Regions from separate parts of the Mus musculus genome. Here region 2 is linked to region 1. The links are chromatin loops, found by intact Hi-C in ENCODE. Cell type or tissue: heart. All regions are shown on one strand.

The links. Hi-C counts contacts between places; a loop is a spot of excess contacts. Peaks named below come from ENCODE experiments on the same cell type or tissue, not always from the same donor. Only the 100,000 strongest peaks of a DNase experiment are listed, where the experiment ranks them.
Region 2: a loop joins it to region 1, with 2.3 times the contacts of the local background. A loop is called at or near these places in 2 of 42 quality-filtered maps.

What each region holds. Positions count from the first base shown.
Region 1 is chr6:118,925,170-118,929,169 of GRCm38, forward strand. The region is part of intron 3 of Cacna1c (calcium channel, voltage-dependent, L type, alpha 1C subunit); the gene reads right to left. Among named protein-coding and RNA genes, the nearest start is that of 4931430N09Rik, 47 kb to the left of the region's middle. In heart, no CTCF peak of the experiment used is centred here; no DNase peak of the experiment used is centred here.
Region 2 is chr6:118,991,099-118,995,098 of GRCm38, forward strand. All of the region lies in intron 3 of Cacna1c (calcium channel, voltage-dependent, L type, alpha 1C subunit), which reads right to left. It overlaps Gm50599 (a long non-coding RNA gene), which reads right to left. Exons shown (of 2, transcript XR_001785462.2): 2 at 1-4,000. Among named protein-coding and RNA genes, the nearest start is that of Gm50599, 22 kb to the right of the region's middle. In heart, no CTCF peak of the experiment used is centred here; a DNase peak (open chromatin) is centred at 1,503.

The sequences.
Region 1 (4,000 bases):
CTCTCATGAGCAATGGAACTTCTAGAGGTCCTGTCACTCACAACACAGACCCTGAACAACAAGACCACAGAATGCATACCAGACGAGGTGATCAGTTGGTGATTTGAAATGGTTTTTTAGCAACAGGTGGTCACTGGAGTCACAGGGGAATTTAAAGAGATTCTTGATGCCCAGGTCATGTCTGTGGAGAGTCCAACTTAGTCAAGCAGTGTGATCTGAGTCCAGCCGCTCGGCCTGATCACAAGCTGGTTAGAAACGCGGACTATCCAGCTATGCCCAGAGCCACCAAGAACCTGTGGCCAATGAACGCTACAGGTGACCCGAAGCCAGATGGTCCAAATCAGACAGAGGGTCTGGTAATTCTTGTTTAAAGAGCCTGGATGGTTATAGGGCCTGACCACAGATCAGAAATATTAATGTAAAAAAAAAATCCCACAGGGTCGCTGTCAATAGCACCTGGCCATTGAATTACCAAGCTTTTCATGGTAAGACCAAAGGGGGACCATAGGGGACAAAGCAACCACTCAGGGTGCTGGCTCTGTGGACTCAATCTTCCTAAATCCCAGGGACAAACAAGTCACATTCATTTCTAGTGCAAAGTTTCTGTGGAAGTGTATTCTGCACAGAACTACCTCAGAGACAACCGTGAAAGCACAGATGTTTGGATCGCAGTCCTAATGTAAGAGGTTGACTCGGTTCTTGGCTCTTTCTCTCCCCTGAAGAAGCCAAGCGAGAAGGGGATCCATTCTCAGATTCTCCCCACCCTAGAGCATTCCTGGGGAAGAAGGGAGAAAGGAGTAAAAAGAACCAGGAAATCAAGCCACCAATAGTGTCCACACCTGTGTCCCCAGCTGAGGCAGGAGGGCTGCCACGGAGGGGGTGGGGGGATGGGGGAGGCTCCTGTAGCACTCCCTGCATCTGTATCCTGGTGTCTCCTTTGTATACTGGTCAACCATACAGCATTCAAATTGCTTATATGACCCTGACCCCGCCCCCCACAACTTTGAATTTTCTCCCCAGAAAACAAGAATTTTAAATCTGCTTAATGTCCCACTGGGATTGTCAAGCCCTTAGGACAGAGGTATAAGGGAAATTCACTATCAACATTTGTTGGCAAATGCTAGCCACAGTACATTCTTAAGGAACTGAGCAGCAATACACTATCCGCTGTCCCGTCCTTTAGTCCTTTAGTGAAAGAAAGCACAACAAAGAAATCAAGACCACCCCTGGGCAATGCTTTCAGAAAAGAGCTGCTCTGTGGATTTTGAGAGTTAGGTAACTCTTCTGTGCACTTGCCACCCGCCACCTGCTAGGGAGCTCATAGGTCAAAGACTGTGACACCCGATTCTGGCCACTCTGAGAAAATCCACCTCGAAGCCAGAGAGACTGCTGTGTCAACAGCCTCCCATCACTGATGAAGGCTCACAGGGGTCCTTCTTATCTGCCATCCTGCTTCTGGCATCTTCTCATCTGTTCGATTCACTCAAAAGAATTCTCTTCCATTAATACCAGAACGCAGGGCATCCCCTGACCTTTACCAAAGAGCAGGAGGTTCCTATTTTGTGCTCCATCCCCATGCAAACAGCCAGCCAATCCTGCTGGTCTAGGTGAGCTTTGACTCCAGTTCTAAAGGCAAAGGCAGACAGGCTAGCCTGGTGCCAAGGCTTTCTGTGGTGACAAAGGACATGCAAAACCAGAAATGGCTAAGTACAAATGTCAAGGGCCCAGCTCTTGGTAAATGGTCATTCTTACTCTAGCCTTCAGCAGGGATTCATCGAGATGTTAGCTTAAGCTAGAGCCCAGACACTGAAGACCTCTGCAGGCCTCTGCCTTCTGGTTATAAAAGGAGGCAGCTGGAGCCCTAAAAGGTGATGGTTTAAACACACGAAATCCTGAAACACGGCGCAGTTTCAAAGCCACACCCCAGCCCCAGTGGGAAAAGACTGACCCCTTCTCCCCCACTGTGGTATTCTTGGGACTCCAAAGTTCATACTTCTCATCCTCCAGCAAAAGGCCTGCCTGGAAGGCACACACAAGCAACAGGTCAAGAAACGAGCAGAAATAATGACACCCAAGAGTTCCAAACAGAAGAGCGAGAAGGAAGCTGGGGGCTGGGAAGACAGTGGAAGTCTCGCTTTAGGTATTTCACTGAAGCCCCAGAACACAGCCTCTCCTAGAACTGGGTCAAGCCACCTGGGGGAGGGAACTGCCAGGAGTGAGATGTCCAAGAAGATCCTATATACTGCCAGCACAAGCCGTCAGAAAGATGGTGACGGTTTCCTTGGCGTTCAGGCCCTGGACCACCCTGCCTTTCCTTCCTTCCTAAGTGGGTCCAACCAGCCTGGTGCTGGTAAAACCAACTGCTTTTGGGGAGGGGGGTCAGAAAGATTTAGGTGTAGTGTTTGTCCACTGTAAATCTTCCATGGCAGCTCATCTTGGCTGGCTTTGTGGTGATATTGGAGAAAAGGTTTGAGCCATCCAAGCCCCATCCAAGTCCTAGGGTCTTCACGAAGCTCCCGCTGGGTAAGCATACTTAGGTGGACTGGAGGGGTAGAGGCGGTTGCTAGAGAGGGAATGGGGACAGAGAGCAAGCTTCTGCTATCAATTAGTGGCTATTGCCTTGCAGGGGACCTAGAGAGAAGCCAGGCTGGCAGGAGACTGGAGAGATCTTACCAGAGAACAGTCTGGAAAACTCAGGAGACCGTGCTGTGGGTAAGGAAGACGGCTAGAAGGAAGCTATACCCTGAGAAACATGAAGTTGGGGGGATCGCCCAAGGATGCTAATTATGGCTCAGCTGCAGGCTAACACAAAAGTAAAGTTGAACTTTTTATGGCTGCATGGAGCTCAGACAGACAGGCGGGCAAATAAAACAGGACCCCCTAGAGGGCCAAGACCTAAATTATGGTCATTTACAAAGCAACGATAATGGCTTGCATGTGTACATGTCTGACACAAGCAAGCCTCACAATTAATTTTTCCTTTTGATCCCGGCAAGAAGATGGGTGCATGGGTCTGTCCCTGGAATACTGGCAGTCGCAGCCTACACATGGACTGGGCACCCAGGTGCTCCTCACACCACCCTAAGGTCCCCATGCCTTCTTGCTGACTGTTCTTTCGGCAGCTCTTCTCATTCATTCCATCCTGGCAGCAGTCTCTTGTGTAACTAAAAACCACACAAAACTTTTTGTTTGGCTTCTAATTCAGAAAAATTCCAGTAACTCAGTTCCTGATTTAAAAAAAAAATCCATTTTTGAGAATTCAGGTTTTTTTCCCCATAGGAACAAATGTTTACCAAAAAAATTTTTTTTTCTTCATTTTTGGTCCTCCTATGCAGCTTGCTGCCCTCAATCACAGCTCAAACAGCTGAACAGCATGGTCTCCAGGTCCCTCAGGCAACATTCCCTAAGGCCAGGGCTGAGAGCCTGTTCTAGAAACCCAGCCCCAGAGGAGGCTGGGAACTACTACCTGGTAGGCCTCTATTTCAAATGTTCCTTTTGGTGCCACAGATGTGGAGAAAGCCAGGGATGCCAGGCTCATCCCCACCCCACTCCCAACCACGAGGCCCAGGTCTAGGGTCTGCCGGCAAGCTTAGCCACAGCATCCCGCTTAGCAGAATGGGTCCTGCTTGACTTGGTTTTGTACGTCCTGGGATCTTTCCACTAGAAGTAGAAGACAAGATTGGTGACAGCATCCTCCATTGGGAGCTAGCTCTAAACGTGACATCCTGGATCCCCATTCTGGATCTGATGAGCCCAAAATCTACATTTTAACCAGATTCCCTGGGCAAACTGGATCCCCATAAAGTCTGAAAGGCAGGCTCAACACAGCGTGCTGCTAACCAACATTTATTGGTTTTCAACATCTACTGTGTCAGGCTCTGGTTGATGCTAATGAGGTTCCCTAAATAAGAACCCTGCTCTGGTGAACTTGTAAGACAGACTGGCTTACATCACGTGGGCTGGGTGGGACAGGATGGAGGAGGAATCTTAGCTCTTCTGA
Region 2 (4,000 bases), 66 kb after region 1:
AGGGGATGGGGAGGGGGAGGAAGGGGAGGGGGAGGGGGAGGAAGGGGAGGGGGAGGGGGAGGAAGAGAAGGAGAAAGAGGAGAAGGGACCGAGCTGACAGATTGCAGGGACCCAAATGAGAGAGACAAGAGGGTTTTCTAAACCTTCAGAAAGCTCCAGATCCCTGGTCCAGGTGTACTGAGTAAAGCAGCCGGCCTTGTCCCCTTCAAGCACAGAGTGTCACAAGACAAATGTCACCGAAACTGCTAAAGTCAAAGTTATTGGGAGAGGCCAGCAGATCCTCCTCCTAAGTTAGGCATTCCTGAAGCATGCCCTGTTCGGCCAAGCCTAGCCCTGTAAGACACAGCAGGAACGGTGCTCTTGGTGGCCACGGACTCAGAGTTGGTGCTCCAAGAGCTCGGACCACACATGTTTAGAAGTCTCTTTCTTCCCAGGGTTGGGTCTTCCTGGTGATGTAGAAATCAAGTGAAAGCCTAGTCTTACTAATTATTACAGTCCCTTTCCAGGCCCAGACTGCCAGCAGGAAGACCCCATCAATTCAGACATTCCTGTCCTAAGCACACAGGACAGAGTATATACTCAAAACTGTACTATTTTGTGGCTTCCTTAAAAAGTCAAGGAAATTCATGACTGTGTTTTATTGAAGATTCTGTCCTCTCACCCTCGCCGTCACCCACCCCAGTTTCTCACAGGAATGCTTGCTTAATCTTGTTAAATTTGTCCAATACCAATACATGGTATTTCAATAGAGATTTTGCTTTTCTTGTGACAATAATATCACACACACACACATCCCATATAGGAACTCTGGATCATGGATATGGAGCCTGAAAAGTCTGTAGGCACTTTTAAGCCACCTACCTGTATCACAGCAGAAATGTCCGCTGTATGGGTTGAAAAATAGGATTTCTTTGTTATAAGTGACTACTTCTAAATGGAAGCATGTGGTGAGGTCCTAGGACTATCCCTAGCTCTCTGCCCTCCACGTATGCGACAGGGCAGATTCTGTGACCTCTTTGAGGACTCAGGAGGCTAAGAGCACCTCCTCCTTGCCATGTGTCACCTGAATGAACCAAAGGACAGAGGTGTGCAGAACAACTGTCACAGTGCACATAATGATGATGAATGGTCATTGTACTCTGGCTGTTCTTATCAGAGATCTTAAACACCACACACACAGACACAGACACACACTCACACACACTTCTCTTCCATTCAGGGAAACATTTGTTTTATTTCAGAAACTGTATTATAACACATTCTCTATGTTAGTGACTGAAACCTTTTTCCCAGATCCCATCAGAACCAAACACATATCCAAGTCAGTGTCCGCTCTTGGGAATAAAGTGCCCCCAGTGTCCTCAAAAGCCCTTAACTTGGACAACGTTTCTATTTTCTCCGGTGATGGAATTTGCAGATTCTCCAGTGTAAAAATAAGGCTGCAGGGTCAATCCTGAAGAACACTGTTGGGGTTGGTGAGCCCAGAGGCTCCTCCCTCAAGTTTTCCATAGCAGGTCAGGTCCCTGGGGATGAATGTTCCGACGTGGGATAATGCAGCAGAGGGAACATCTGCTGGTGGGCAGTTCAAACCAGTAAAGTCCCAAATTCCTCTGGTCACTGATACACAGAGTTCACATTGGGGAAGTATATGAAAACAGTCATAGGAGGGACGATAAAAGGGAGAAGGCCAGAGACTACAAAATAATTCATTAAAAGCATGTGGAGGAAAAAAAAGAAATAGTGTGAAGAAAAAAAAAAAAGACCGTGGAGAGGTCAGCCGCAGATGGGACATTTTATCACACGCCAGCCCAACCAACTCGGGACATTAGGTGCAAAGACTGCACAAGCCAGAGGATAGGAAGGACAACAGCAAAACTGTGTCCTCTGCGCATGGCAGGACCTCGGCACCCACGAAAGCACAGCAGCTGTGGCCGCTTGCACAAGACCTGCACAAGAGTAAGCCAGTCAGCCTCCCAGCACGGAGTGGGAACGGACCTGACCGAGGAGGTATGAATACTATGGCTTCTGGGGAGGGAGAGCCATTTCTTCTTCAAAGGCATTGCCCCTGGCCGGTTGGTAGTGCTCTAGTGAGTGACCCGTCACCCAGAAGCACACAAATGGCACAAACTAGACTCGATGAGCTGCTACATTTTTAGAAAAAGGGGGGCGGGCACAAAGTGAAAGGTGGGGAGGTGGGAGAGGGTCTGAAAGGAGATAAGAGGGAGACCTAGAGATACATATGATAAAAATAAAATTCACAAAGAATTCATAAAAATATTTTTTAAAAATACATCCAGGAGAAGGAACAATCCAAGAACAGAAAGGAATCAAACTTTTCAGGACAGAGAGAATCCTAATGGGACTTGCAGTGATAGTGAAAGACACACTCCCAGACAACATATGTGATGGTTTGTATAAGCTTGGTCCAGGGAGTGGCAACATTAGGAGGTGTGGCGTTGTTCGTGTAGGTGTGTCACTGTGTGTGTGGGCTTAAGACCCTCCCTCATCTGAGCTGCCTGGAAGTCAGTCTTCCACTAGCAGCCTTCAGATGAAGATGTAGAACTCTCAGCTCCTCCTGCACCATGCCTGCTTGCATGCTGCCATGCTTCCTGTCATAATAATAACGGACTAGACCTTTGAACCTGTAACCCAATTCAATGTTGTCCTTATAAGAGTTGCCTTGGTCATGGTGTCTGTTCACTTCAGTAAAACCCAAACTAAGATAACATCTCAAAAAGGGGACGAGATCTCAGGGCAAATGGTACAACCTTGGACTCTGCAGGCCAGAGCCAGGTCGTACCATTACAAACTGAGGGCTAGAGCACAGTTCTATATGAAGGCCCAACTCATACTATCCCTGCTTCCTTTTCATGATGGCTCTTGGTCATCATGCACACAGTACCCTACTTCTTCCACATTAGCCTTGTGCCTTCCCTGACCTTTCCAGGTGGGTAAACAGCATCTTGTAGCAAATGTCCTACTGAGATCCACCAAACATTCTGGGCTCCCAGCTAAACTCCACTCCAGTTTCCTGGAGGAGACAAGGCCATGGACTGATGTGGGAAGCTAGGAGCCAATTCTCTACCTGTGCTCTAAAACTTGGTTGCAACCTCCCACACCCTTTCTTGTTCTGTATCTGTAAACTAAAGAGCATCCAGACAAAGCCATTAAGACCCAAGTGGGCAGTGCAGTTGCAAAGCAGGAGCCTTGAACCCACGTTACCCCTCTGGCATCCCAATAATGCACCTGAGTTGCGATAGGAGCAACCTATAAACATTTCTCTTGTGAAGGCTCCACTAATTGATGATATTTGTTACTTCAGTGAGGCTCTTCTGATTAATGTATTTGCCAAGGCTTCCATGGCCTTCGGCTTATCTCCTGCCCACCCACCTGGCATACACAGTTGTTTGTCAGTTTTGAAACAGTGTACCCATTTTCCATCAGACCATCTACTCTGGGAAGGGCACAGCATTGTCCTAATCCTGTTTCTTTTTGATTACGCTCCTCATCTGAAACACTTAACCCAAGCTTTCATAACATGAATTATAAGACAGCAGCAGAAGATGACGAAGTCCAGCTGAGCCAATCCAAGCCATCATGCCTTAAAAAATAACATAACAAAGCCAGCCACGACAGAAAGCCCAAGGTTACCGTGTCCCCTGGAGAAATCTATGCCTCTGCTAAACATGTGGAAGGATCTAGTCCTAGAAGGAAGGAAGTCACTGTTGGATGGGGACTTCGTGGCTCCTTATTTGGGGACTGATGTTGGAGTCTGGCTGTGTTGTCTAAGCCAAGAAGCTCATGTCTAACTTTCAAAGGCCGCTTCAAGATCAAGGACTGTTATCCATCTGCAAAATTATCCTACCCTGAGAAGGAACCAGTAGGGGAGAGGGAACATTTGGCTTGCCTCAGCCACAGTGACTCACCTGACATAAGACAAGTTCAAATAAACCAGCATGAGAGTGTGACAGCCCCTGCTAAAGTGACATGATCATGGAGG